Regions from separate parts of the Mus musculus genome. Here all the other regions are linked to region 2. Evidence: chromatin contacts called from ENCODE Hi-C or POLR2A ChIA-PET data. All regions are on one chromosome and are shown on one strand. Each heading gives the region's core, a stretch centred on a gene start or an enhancer-like site at or near the end of the contact. The rest is flanking DNA. Distances are from core to core; before and after follow the strand shown.

Region 1 (4,521 bases), core at 1,444-3,943, 430 kb after region 2:
TTCCAGTTCCAGTTTCCTCACCTGTTTGTTCCCTCTTGGTTTTCCTTAAGGAACTTGTTTATTTCGCTCCAATTGACTGTGTTTTCCTAGATTTCTTTTAAGTGATTTATTCATTTCCAATTTAAGGTCCCCGATCATTTTCCTGAAGCTTGTTCTAAGGTAGTTTTCTTGTTCTTCAGCTGGGTTGGAATATTCCAGGGTTGCAGTAGTAGGACAGCTGGCCTCAGGTGGTGGCATTGTGTATTGTTGTTGCTTGTGTTCTTACACTGATGTCTATGCATCTGTGTTTGCGATGAATATAAGTCTAATCGTCTACTTCTGAGTTTGTCTTTGTTGGATGGGTGTTTTGTTCCTTGGTTTCCGTTTCCTCTTTCATTTTCTGGTCTTTGTGGTCTGTATTCTGCAGACCTATGTGACCCCTGGTCCAGCAGGGCAACTCCATCAGATTTGGGGGTTGGACTTCGGGTGGCTAGAGTGGCCTTTGGTTCAGTGTGAAGTCTCTGTTCTTCTGACTGTCATGGCCTGCACCTGAGCCTCCATGCAGGGATAGGGGTAGGAAGGGGAGTCATTGGCTCTGAGTCCTTCAGCTCTAAACCAAGGGTATGGGCAGGTTCCAAGGGCAGGCAGACCTATTCAGACTGGTATGGTGTGCATCTGAGCAGCCTCAAGTTGCAATTGTAAGAATATATAAATACAAGTCAACCACTAGGAGAAAACATTCTTAAAAACACAACTAATAAAGGACTATTCTCTAAAATACACAACATTTTTCTTAAAGTCAACTCTTCGAAAATGAACAAATATTTTTATTTTTAAATTTTTTTAGAGCAAATAATTTTAAATGAGAAGATCTCTCATCAGTACACACACACACACACACACACACACACACACACACGGTAATTAAATATATGAGAAGATATTCAGCTTCTCATACTGTGAACAATTAGAGGGTTGCACATTAAAGCAGCAGTGATACATCACTACAGACCTGCTAAGATGTCTAGCATTAAAAATGCTGTTGATAACAATAATAGTCAATACTGATGAGGATGTGAATCTATTGGAACACTCATTAGATGCAAGCAAGTACACTTTGGAAGACAGTTTGGCAATTTCTGGGGAAACTAAACATGCTGATACCATATGATCCAGCAACAACACTCCTTGGCATTTTCCCAAAGGAACTGAGTGTTTAAACTACACAAAACCTGCACATGATATTTAGAGTGGTTTTAGTCATAATTGCCTAAACATGTAAGAAATCAAGATGTCCTTCAGGAAGTAAACGAGCAATTAATCTATGGTATATCTAGACAATGAGATATTATTCAATACTTAAAAAAAGAAACAAATCATCAAGCCATGTAAAGGCATAGAGGAAACTTAAATATATATTAAATATTAAATATATATCAAGTTTTAAAAAGGCAAATTGAAAATCTGTATACTACATAATTTCAACTGGCTGACACTCTGAAAAACAATGAAACTATTGGGGTAAATAAAAGATTAGTGGTTGCCAAGGGTTACCTGGAGAAGGTAAGAAAGTTAAGAACATAGGTAGAACAGAAAGGATTCATATGGTAGGGTGACTACTGTGCATGACGCATGTCATATTTTATCCATCGAACTCACAGAATGAACAACACCAAGGAGGATATTAATGTGTCAGTGTAAGTCACTCATTGATAGCGGAGATTCCCCCGACCGACTGAGTAGGTGATGCTGACGGTAGGGGAGGTTAAGCCTATGAGGGCAAGTGTACAAGCTCGCTGTGCCTGTCTCCTGTTTAACTTTGCTTTGTGCCTAAAACTTTTCTTGACAAATAAATTTCTTAATTAAAAATATGTCTCATGTTGTTTGTGCTAAGCAAACCTTCTCGTGATCCGGCCCCTGTATGGTCCTTGACTTGGTATTGTTTGATCCCACCCACTTGCTTCTGGTTTATAGAACGGGGTGGGGGAGGGAGGGGGGAATGCTGTGCTTTGTTAGTGCTTCATTAGAGCCTGTGATGGCTGTAAGAGCCTGTGGTAGCCATCCTGAAGACATTTTCTTTCTTGCTAGCTCCCTTTCTGAGTCTTCACATTTCTACAATAAATGAAGCTACAGAGGCCCATGTGTCAAGACAATGGAAAGTGCCCTCTAAGCAACGGCAGGTTATTCCTAAGCCGAGTCTTCAGATGAGAACCTGCTCTCACTCTGCTAACACCTTAATTGCAGCCTTGTGTGAAACCCTGGGCAAGGGAGCCAGCCCAACCATGACTGGATTTTCTGGCTTAAGAGCAATAAGATCATCAATACTTATTTCAAGTATCTGAGTTTGGAGGATAATTTGTTTTGCAGTGATAGTCACTGTCAATAACTTTTAGTGACACCCAAGGATGGGTTGTGATTTTTTGGTTTTGGGACAATACCCCTTGAAAGGGCTTTTGGACACATCTTTTCCTGAATGTACAGTGCTGCTCTTGTCTAGTCGTTAACAAAGAAACTTTTGAAAATTGTTTCTGAATGTCACTGGCCAAGGATTCCTCAGCAGAAAGACAGAGGCTTTAAGTCATCTGCAACTTTAGCCTTAAGCTCCATTTTATGGTCTGAGTAACTCCAGTTGAAAAAAATGGAGAAAAACAATCAATGCCAAGTCGCATGATTCAGCAAAATGGAGTGTTTTGAACCAAGCAGGAGTAAGACATTTCTGAATAACAGTTATCCGGAGCTATGCCAGGTGTGGATTTCCAAACCCTGGAGTGCTGCATGCTTGCTTTCAGTCTCTGGACGCCTTCTCGTCTCCACCCACATTCACTACCTGAGTGATATCAGCCAGTCTCATGGCTTAACATCATCCACATGTTGATAGAGCCTAAAATATGTCTCATGCCTATGCCTTTGCCTTGAACTCCAGACTTTTCTCTACATCTGCCTACTCAACATCTCCATGAGGATGGCTAATGTAGGTATCTTAAACTTAACATGTCAATATTCAAACCTTCGCTTCCCTTCTATTCTTCAAACTTAAAAAAAAAAAAAAAACTCAAGCCAAAAAAAAAAAAATCTTGGAGTTGTTCATGACTCGTCCTGTTCTTTCTTGATTTATATTTAAGCCCATTAGCAAATCCCTTTAAAGTTCTTCCTTTGAAATAGCCCAGGATCTGGCTGCTTCTCACAACTGTCATGTGAATCTTCATCATCCTTCCTAGGCGGCGTTGCTATAGCAATCGTCAGATCCTTTCATTTTTACTCACAGTACTGCAGCGGTACTCAGACTAGAAGCTCCAGGTGGTAGAAGGAGCATGCTGCTTTGGGTGCCCTTCCCTCTCAGTGCTCCTTTCTCCCGTCTCCAGTCACACTGGCCTTTTCCTTCCATACGTCTGGAGCAGGGCCCTCTTGTGATGAGTTTCCATGACTGTTCATGGCATTTTTAATTCAAATATTGCACAAGTCATTCATTCTATTCTTTAGATCTTTGCTCAGATATTGGAGGAGCACCATGACCTTGCTTTTAGAACCCTCTATTCCCCTTTCCTGTTTTAGAGTCAGAACCTCATGATATAGCTCAGCCTGGCCTCCTGTTTGTGTTCCTCCAGCTTTTGTTAGCCATGGCCTTGAATTATAGGCATGCACCACAATTCCCAGTCCCGTTTCGTTTCCATCTACATTATTTTTTTTCTCCCTATGACCTACCATCTATTTTACACTGAAATACAACACAATAGTGTGAACTCCATTGGGCAGACATTTTGTTTCCATGGTGCCCAGAACAGCCCAGGGATCAGGCTAGACATTGCTAATTAGTTGTGGATGAACAAAGGAAGTTCTTAACCTACCAGCCTCTTTTTCATTTTCTGTTCTCATTATATAGGTATCCATGTGGTAGTTTCCTGAGAACCTGAACTCAAAAGAATCCACATAAAGACAGATGGGGGATTGTCTTGTGAGTAAAGACCTACTGTGTAAGAAGGATAAGGAACAAAGTTTGGATTCTCAGCACCAAAGGAAACCCAGGGTGGGTGTGGAGGCCCACCTGTGATCCTAACCCTGGAAGATGGAAACTGAAGCTCCCCAGAGCAAGCTAACTAGCTAGGTTAACAGAATTGGCGAGCTATGGGTGCAGATGAGAGGCCTTGAATCAATACATAAGGTGGGGAGGGATTGAGGAAGACATCAGACGCCAACTTTGGCCTCTAAACACTGGCATACACATTTTCACATGCACCTTACAAACACATGCATTCATACACATGTGAACATGCAGACATACATACATATTCCACATGCATATCCATGCTGAAGTAAAAACAACAACAACAAAAAAACCAAACACCCCCCCAAAAAAAACCCTGGTCTTAAGGAAAAGGTACTCTTTCTCTCTAATACACAATTGTGTGAAGTCTGATCTTAATATACTGATATTAATTTAAGCATAGCAGGAAAATGTTTGGGAGGTTCTGTAGTGTGAAATAATTAGAATATTAAATCCCACAGGGGTCTACTCCATAATTAATAAGGGCAAGGTTTCTAAAT
Region 2 (4,103 bases), core at 182-2,681:
TGCGATGAGCAAAATCTATCAGCCTCAATAGCAGAGGAAGCCAGAGAGAGGGAGCTGGGATAAAGGACCAACCCTGCGGGTTTCAGCAGTCTGTGGTCTCAGGAAGCGCCATGTGGAGCCTCCTGCGCCGGTTTAAACCATTGCTACGCCTGGTGTCTTAAGAAAAGGAAGACTGGGGGCGAAGCGTTGGGGAGATGAAGAGGATAGGGCAAACTCCCTGGCCACTACTGAGGCCCTGCAGGTCTCCAGCCAGGCAATTCACATCGCCAAAGACCTCTCTTTCCTCACCTGCACAATAAAGGGTTTGGGCTAATAATCTATACAATTCGTCCCTACATATCTCAAATGCCGAATAAGAGCCAACTCAAAGTGTCGTTTTAGCTCCCAGCACAGAGAGTCAAAAATGAGAGTCATAAACAGTTGTGGCCACGTTTGTTTATTTATTTATTTATTTATTTATTTATTTATTTATTTATTTAGGATAGAGTTCCTTCTTTTGCTAGGCCCTCGAGACTTTAGGTGTGTGTGTGGGGTGATGGTTGTTGTTTTTTTTGGGGGGGGGGGACACGCTATTTCTTGACTGAACTCCAGACTCCACCAACCAACCAAACCCAGGAAAGGCCAAGTCTCCGAAGGTAACAGACATCTTCCCTACCAGGAGGAGGCAGCGTGTCTGCTCCTTGGAGGAGTTGGCTTTGAATCTAGCGGCCCTGGGCGATTGGTTGCGAAACACGTGGGCCCTCAGGACCCAGCTGGGGTTGCTGCGGCTCCAGCTCCGAGCGAGACAGAGTCCTGCCGCGGCTTCCTCACCAACTTGGGGTGGAGAAGGAAGCCCCCCACAAGAGTTTGGAGTCTGGCCTCTTGCCAGCAAGTAACCCAATGTCCACTTGCGCAACCTGCAGTGTTCCCCGAGGTCCAGACCTAGGCTTCTTCCCTTGCTCCTGCGGGAACTAGGCTCTGCCTGCCGCTGGGGTGTCTAACCCAGTGAGTGCATGCGGGAGCGGTGGATCCCCAGCTTGGCCTTGGCTACTCCACTGAGCATTCTTAGGATCCCGGCACCCTCGAGCGCAGGAAAGCGCCTAGGGCTGCTTTCCCCTGAGTTGGGTGCCCCAGCCCCCGACCTAGCCTTGAATGGGGTTGACCCGAGGAGGCGAAGACCCTCCGAGCCTCTAAAACTTATTTTCTTCCCGGTCCCCGAGGGCTGCAGCTGCCCGTTGCTGAGCGAGGGCGTCCGCTTTGTCTCCGTTCGCTCCCCGCCCCACTCCCCTAGTTCCTCTCCGGCTAACCGCCCCCCCCGTCATCCCCCCCCCCAGCTCCTCCCGCTCCTGCCCGCGTAGTGGACGCGCTTCCTCCCTCCTCCCCCTAGCGAGTCTCTTTGCATACGCGCCCCCTCCCGGGCGCAACTTATAGGCCGGCGCACGGTGGCCCGGCGCAGTCAGCTCCCGCAGCCTCAGAGCCAGCGGCGCGACGGAGGCGCTGCAGAGACCCGGAGCCGACGCCAGGCGGCCGCCAGCGCTCACGCCGCAACCCCGTTCCCTCCCCCTGCGTGCAGACCGCCTTCCTCCGCGGCGCGGCCGCCGCAGGCTCACTCTCCCCTGGCTAGGCGCGCGCCGGCAGACGCTTGGCCCGGCCGGGGCGCCAGGTCCGTAGCAGCAGATCCGGAGACCGAGGTCAGCTGCCTGCCGAAACCAGCCCGGGAGCCACTACCCCGGACGCTATCGCCTCCCTTCCCAGCGCTCCTTTCTCCCCGGCGATCGCCACCGCTTCCTGGAACAGAGACGCCCTTCGTCGGCTCCCTGCGGGTGACCGAGGCAAGAACCGCAGCCGGTTGTGTGCAGAGGCCAGCCGCCACTACTGTAAGTTTGCCCTGCAACCCCAAACCTGTTGCGGGCGCCCGGGTTTCGGGCGGTGGGAGTCGGCCGCGGGGTGTGCTTGGGAGCATCGAGCCGGCGCCCGCCACCCTGGCTGAGGCTTAAGCCCAGGAGGTGCTCTCGAGGCAGAACAGTCGCTGGAGTGGGAACGGCACTGGGAGAGCAACTTGCCTCCCCTCTGCGGTGTAACGCCCGGGCAAGTATCGGTGGGTGCGAGGAACCAGGTTGGGGATAATATCCCGGCTCCTAGCAGTCTCCAGGAAGCCCAGCGCGTGGGATCGGTTCCCCAGGGTGCCTCGTAGCCGGCTTTGGGGGGCGGTGGAGGCCATGCGCAGACCTCCTCCTGCGGCCACTTGACTGCAGCCAAATGAATGAAAACTGGTTCCTGAAAAACGAGTTTCTTCTCCTGCAAGCTTTTGCCTTTTAGAATGACATTATTAATTTCAAAGGCTAGGTAGGAATTGGTGGGCGGGGTGGAGATGAAACAGTGGACTTGGACTTGTAATTTGGTGTCGTCCTCACTGGCATGTCCAGCGTGTTGAGAGTAGCCGTTGCAAGTGTTGGAGGGGACGGCGTGGCCAAGAGCTATTTTGGTAAACATCTTTATAGTGTGGCTCCGTTGTTGTCAGTAATGTGAGTGCTTGGGAACGTCTGCCTGGCTTCTTTGCTCGTGGGATCGAGATCAGGCTTAACCAGGAGAGAGATGGAGGTGCTCCCAGTGTTGGAGGCAGACGTCCTGCCTGGAAGCAGCAGGAAGTGAACTGAAGTCACTGAACTAGGTGCCCTTTTGATGTTCACAGTAATAGCAGTCTTTTTCTCTGCCTTCTTTGTAGACGCAAGTTAAGTATATGTGTGCATTTTGGGGGTCATTTCCTTAGCATGCAGATTTATGTCTCTGGGGTCTTTAAAAAATGTTGGAAAGGATGATTCGTTTTATGTTGAAGGTGTTTTTTGTATAACCGTATGTATAAATTATGTCTGGATATTTTGATGTTTGCATGATTCTAAACCAGAGAGCACGTTGTCTCCCTAGGGTCTTCAGGAGCACCTTTTGTTTTAATCATACAGTGGTTGCAAGATGAGAGATTGTGACAGTGACATTCTCTCCCAGTGGGATGGGATCCAAGGTGACAGGTTAGACTCTGCCTCCTGGTTTTCTGGGGGAGACTTAGAAAACACAGCAGCATAAACACAGGATGCAGAGTGGTGCACATCCTGTAGGCCTTCTAGACAAACTGTTTTCTTAAGTATACACCTGGTTGTGAACGTTGTTTTATACCACCCTGACTCCCCAGCCCCGTGGGATTCCAGCTCAGCCTGCTAGCACTTAGATTCTTGTGTTCCTTTCTTGGCTCTTAGCCCGAGAGGAGGCAGCTTCCTTAGACTAGAGACAATCATTTAGAGGTTTAGGCTTAAAGTCTTCCTCAAAATAACTCAGACCGAACGCATTCATTTAAATGGCATCCACGGGGATAAAGCAAGCAGATTGCAAGTGCCTGGGAGCCTGAACACTTCCTAAGCTTAGTGTCTTCACAGAGGATGCCTCCACTGGGTCATTCTGCAGAACTTTCCACATTGGGTTAAGCTGGACTAGAAGATAGAGCCTTTGCTTGAGGTGGGGGAGATGCTTGGGTCCTCTTCATCCCGCTACCCACTGGGAAGTCCTGGGTGCTGTGTGCAGGCTTCGCAACACTGAAGCTTTGTAAGTTTGATGCTTACTTGGTCTTTGGTCTTGTTTACCCCGCATGGAAAGTAACATTCCAAAACTAAGAGGAAAACAAGTTACCTCGCCTAAAGATAAGAGCGAGTGTCTCATCAGACACCTACCTTTGTTACTTTTTTTCTGTGCCAAACCTCACAGCTGCGGGGGTGGGGGGCTGGAGGGGGATTTTGCAGTTTTAGCTCATGAATCTGGCAAGCCATATTTATTAATAATTTCTGGCATATAAATTAAAAATCTGAATGACTGAAGGAAAAGCAGTGGGACCCAGCTGGGCTGTAAGTTCAGGCTGTTTGCATCAGAAAAGATAACAGTAGCTAACTACAGAGTCTATCCTACCGCCATAAACAACCTCTTCTGGCAGATTCTTAAGGTTTTATCCTCCTTCAGAGCCTAAGAAGAGTGTTGTCAGAAGGGGGAGTTAATTCCATTTTTTAAGATGGATAGTGGACATTGTCCATATTATTGGCCCCTAGTTTTCTTACAACAGATACCCAAAAGAGATAGCATTA
Region 3 (4,436 bases), core at 1,199-3,698, 280 kb after region 2:
GGCGGAGGCAGCTGGGGCAGCTACAACAGCAACAGATCCATACAACGGCCAGAAATGAAGGGGCGCAAGCAAGCAGTAAAGGGCTGCGCCCTGTGATTTCTTTGTGTTTGGGCTACTTTGCATTTGATACCCCTCACTCTGGGGAACAGTCTGCTACCCTCAGACAGTCCTTCCTGGAAACGATACAGACCTCCTCAAAGATACGTCTCTTAGCTGATTTAGATGCCATCAATTTTATGATCATGATTTGCCGTCACATCTGGGTTTTAATCTGGATTCTACCACTGGACAAATCAGTGGGCCACTGGATAAGTCACTTTGGCCTTGAAGCCTATTTTTTCTTGTTTACAAATATAAGCTTTATAGCCCCTCCCACCCAGACTTGAGAACATATGGGAGGGGGGAGAGAGAGAGAGAGAGAGAGAGAGAGAGAGAGAGAGAGAGAGAGAGATCTTCCTTTTATATGGATAGTGCCATAACCACAGGTAAAGGTGGGAGGTAAGCCAAGTGGATTCTGGGAATATGGTGACTGTTGCCTTGGCAACAGGTGTGAGGGTCTCCCTGTCACCTAGATGTGATATCACTGGGTTGGGAGATCCTGATACCAGCATGGGTGACTTCTGGCCAGGTCTTTTTGCCCTCCTCACCCAGCTCAGGTCTCCAGAGGCTGCCTAGGCTGCTCATGCTAAGCTTACCATGGGTCTGGGTTTACCGGATTCACAGCAAGGGCGGGGCAGCTGGAGTGGGCTGCCCAATACCAGCAGAGGAACAAATCATCGAATGTTAAAATAATGACAAGATCATGTGACGTGGGATCTGCTTATCACCAACTCTAAATAGTGTAATAAGGAAATATTTGGGGGGCCTGGAGAGATGGCTCAGTGGTTAAGAACACTTGCTGCTCTTGCGGAGGACTTGTATCTAGGTCCCAGCACCTACGTGGGTGCTCATAACCGTGCTTTGAGTCCCAGGGCATCAGTCATGCTCTTTCGGCCTTTTTAGGCATCAGGTATGCCTGTGGAGCACATACATACATTGAAGAAAAACACTCCTACACACAAAATGTAGATAAGTATTTTTTAAAGGAAGAAAATATTATTGTCTTGGAGAAAAATTTAGCAATTTAACTAGTGCATAATAGAGGTCATTACTACTAGGATCGAATGATGCCTATGTGGCTATACATAAATGTATCAAATCAGCACGTTTTACTATAAGTCTTTTGGAAAGTATATTTTTCGTGGATGCTAATCCAAAGGGTGCCTGCTTGTGTCGAAATAAGCTTGCTTTCATTTGGAAAGTCTGCTCATGATGGTTTGGAAGCCTCGGAGTTCACACTGCCCCTTGCCTGTGTTTGCCTGTGTTACAGCAGTAGATTTGAAACAATGACCCCGAAGGACAAAGAAACAGAACTGGAAGTGCCTCCGTTTTTATTGTCCTGTGTGAGCTGCTGGTTTGAGTTAAAAAATGGGGAAACAACTTTCAGGTTGTTAATTACATTCTCGCTGACTAGATGACCTTTTCTGCTAAGTGTGGTGTATCTATGGGTTAATTATGTGGTGTATTTATGGAGTATGACACATTTGTTAAGTGTGAGCTAATCCACATAGGAAGTATTTTACTGAATTTGAAATAGAATCTTTAACATTGAACACGTTCTTGCATTACAATTATAGTTGTTTAAAAACTAAAAATAAATCTAGTAAATATAATATTACCACAGTGGCGTAAATTAATAATAGCCTGATTTATAATTTTATAGGCATTTTGTTTTATTAGAATTTACTAGGGTTTTGTAGACAATTCTTCGCAGAAAAGTCTGTATTGTAATGAGGAAGATCAAAATTCAAACTAAGGTGAAAATCTAGTAGATACAGTTGTACACGTTTATGTAGAACTTTGTTAAGTCACAAGTGTCTTGTCTTTCTCTTTGTCAATATTAAACATATCCAGTGGAATAAGGGAAAATGTCTTTTCTAGCTCCACAGTTTTTAAGAATTTGATTGAGAGTTATGGAGATGAACGCTTTCTTTAGCTGAGTGGAGGAAGGGCACTGAGGATGGCTTTTCTATTGTCCGAGGCACAGCTAATATACAACGTGCGTCTCTTCTCTTGCACATGTGCAAGAAGGCGGGACCCAAAGGACAGGGCCTCCCATTCTTCCAGTCCTGCTATCTTCCACTTTAAGGAAAATAGCAGCAGCAGCAGCAGTCGTCAAAACAAATAGGTTCTCCAAGCCCAGGGCAAATATTTCCATCACGTTCCCTCCCAAATGGCCCAGACTCAGACTTCCTTCAGTCTACTTCAGACATCCAACAGTCGTCCTGTAAACTCCGCTCAGCCTGCAAGCCATGCTGGAGAGAGCAGCTATGTCACAAGCCTTCCTCCTTGAAGCGGGTTGATTTCCCCGGTTGTCTCAGGCAGCGAATAGTCTGAGTGCCCTCCTGACACAGATGTAGACTTTAATTCCTGCCGAAGACAAGAGGAAGCTTTGGGCAGTCAGAAGCCATGTCGCCCCATCACTGAGCCCAGTCTGGGAGTTAATTACATTGTAACGCCTTTGTTGCCCGGAGCCTGGAGTTCCCCTTCTGTTCTTTCCTTCCCTTTAAAAAAGTCTACCTTTTTTCCCTCCGAAGTTGTTCACGGAGGGCTAGAAAGAGTCCTTAGGGCTGTAGCTGCTTACCACACGGTAACTGGAGCTCTTTCACAAATGCTTTGTTTACTTGGCAGTCTGTCTTTGGATCATAAAAGCCTAGATTTGCATATAGCCATGGCACTGTTCTCTACCATGCTGGAGGAGGCCAAACCAGGTCAGGGCTAAAATGCTCAGTGTAGCGAGTCACAGGCAGGCAGACAGGCAGCTAATCTATTTCCCTGGCATGCCATTAACATAGGTGAACACAAATCCACATCAAGCCCCGGTTAGTTTTTAAAGGCCATATTTACAGCCCATTAGCAGTTAGGGCCAGTGAGAACAAGGCCACTGGTGGTTCGTATGCAATCCATCCATGTAATTAAAGGTGTGGAAGAACAGTATCGAGCTGGAGGGGGCGAAGACAACCTAACCTAGGAATAGATGAACAATGGCGGGGTGTTCCTGCCTTTCCCGCTTCTCTTCTCTTTTAGTATCAGCATGTTTCTTTTCCTCCACACTCTGTGCTTGTCTGTCTGTCTGTCTGTCTGTCTGTCTGTCAGTCAGTCTGTCAGTTGTCGATCCCTCTAAATTCTTTTTTTTTTTTTTTTAAAGATTTATTTATTTATTATATGTAAGTACATTGTAGCTGTCTTCAGACACACCAGAAGAGGGAGTCAGATCTCGTTAAGGATGGTTGTGAGCCACCATGTGGTTGCTGGGATTTGAACTCTGGACCTTCGGAAGAGCAGTCGGGTGCTCTAACCCACTGAGCCATCTCACCAGCCCCCCTCTAAATTCTTAATTTAACATTAAGTAAATTCTTGTAGAAATATTAACAAATAGAGCAAGTGTTTACTTCATTGTCCCAATTTCCAGCCCCGCCCATCAGATTTCTGAGCAGTCTCGTCACTGGGGGTGGGGTGGGGGTGGAGGTGGGGTAGAGGAATACACATTACTGAGGTGATCAGAAATGCCCCTGCCCTTCTGATTCTGAGAACCTGGGCTTTCCTGTCAGATGCTGTTCTTAAGTGTTTAGGAAAAATCAACACAAAGTAAATATTCAACTCGGAGGAAATAACTTTCCGCTGTTATCAGAGCACACCCTAGACTCCAAGCTGAGGTGCTGGGGGGCAGGGTATGGGAATCATTTCACAGGGCCTCCAAAGATGCTGCTGGTGGAGGGCCCCCCTACCTGCAGGTGTTGAATGCACGGAGCAGAGGGGCATGCTGGGAGAAAAAGAGTCTGCATCCAGTTTGCAACCCTGAGCGACGCTGAAGGAGGCAGGATGTAATTACCCCTGGTGCATTTCTTTGCTTCCCATCCTCAAGGAAGTCTATAATTCTTCCTCACTTGAAAAAAAAAAAGGAAATTAGGATCACAGTGCCAGTCAGTGCTGTGTGGGACTGTGAAAGGCAGCTGAGTTCCCAGTTGAGCTAAGGCTTGAAACCCGGAAAACCCTGAAGGGATGGTGGGCCCCTGTCTCTAGCCACAGCTCTCCATAGATTTGTGGCCATCAGTCATGTAAAGGTAGCGCCCTAAGCCCCTCCATATGTAGAGGAACCTTCTTGGTTACTGAAATGGATTCTTTTGCTGCTATTAGCTTTAAGATCTAGTTTTTCCTTTTATTCATGTCTACGTGTGTATCTTTTATGTGTAAGTACTTGCTATATGCCCGTGGAGGCCAGACATTCTGTTTAGAATATTTTTCTTTTCCATCTTTCTTATTCCTCTTTAAAAGTCCTCAAATATGGTATGCATACAGAAATCACAGTATAACAAAATGAACATCAAGTTTACACT

The links. Hi-C counts contacts between places; a loop is a spot of excess contacts on that map. ChIA-PET counts read pairs that join two places held with the same protein, here RNA polymerase II (POLR2A).
Region 1: POLR2A ChIA-PET joins it to region 2 with 15 read pairs in Patski. The contact joins the enhancer-like site here to the promoter of Enc1 in region 2. A Hi-C loop is called at or near these places in 1 of 37 maps with a recorded cell type or tissue (Patski). POLR2A ChIA-PET finds 5 or more read pairs at or near these places in 1 of 5 experiments (Patski).
Region 3: POLR2A ChIA-PET joins it to region 2 with 23 read pairs in Patski. The contact joins the enhancer-like site here to the promoter of Enc1 in region 2. A Hi-C loop is called at or near these places in 1 of 37 maps with a recorded cell type or tissue (left cerebral cortex). POLR2A ChIA-PET finds 5 or more read pairs at or near these places in 3 of 5 experiments (Patski and embryonic stem cell).

Annotation. Positions count from the first base shown.
Region 1 is chr13:97,664,268-97,668,788 of GRCm38, forward strand. No RefSeq gene overlaps it. Among named protein-coding and RNA genes, the nearest start is that of Gm34087, 44 kb to the left of the region's middle. Within about 2 kb of position 2,694, at least 1 of the 3 ENCODE cell types and tissues checked has a DNase peak (open chromatin) inside an H3K27ac peak, as active enhancers do.
Region 2 is chr13:97,239,674-97,243,776 of GRCm38, forward strand. It overlaps Enc1 (ectodermal-neural cortex 1), which reads left to right and starts at 1,432. Exons shown (of 3, transcript NM_007930.4): 1 at 1,432-1,856.
Region 3 is chr13:97,521,442-97,525,877 of GRCm38, forward strand. Gm41030 (a long non-coding RNA gene) reads right to left here. Exons shown (of 3, transcript XR_001781023.2): 2 at 3,828-3,985. Among named protein-coding and RNA genes, the nearest start is that of Gm41030, 3.6 kb to the right of the region's middle. Within about 2 kb of position 2,449, at least 1 of the 3 ENCODE cell types and tissues checked has a DNase peak (open chromatin) inside an H3K27ac peak, as active enhancers do.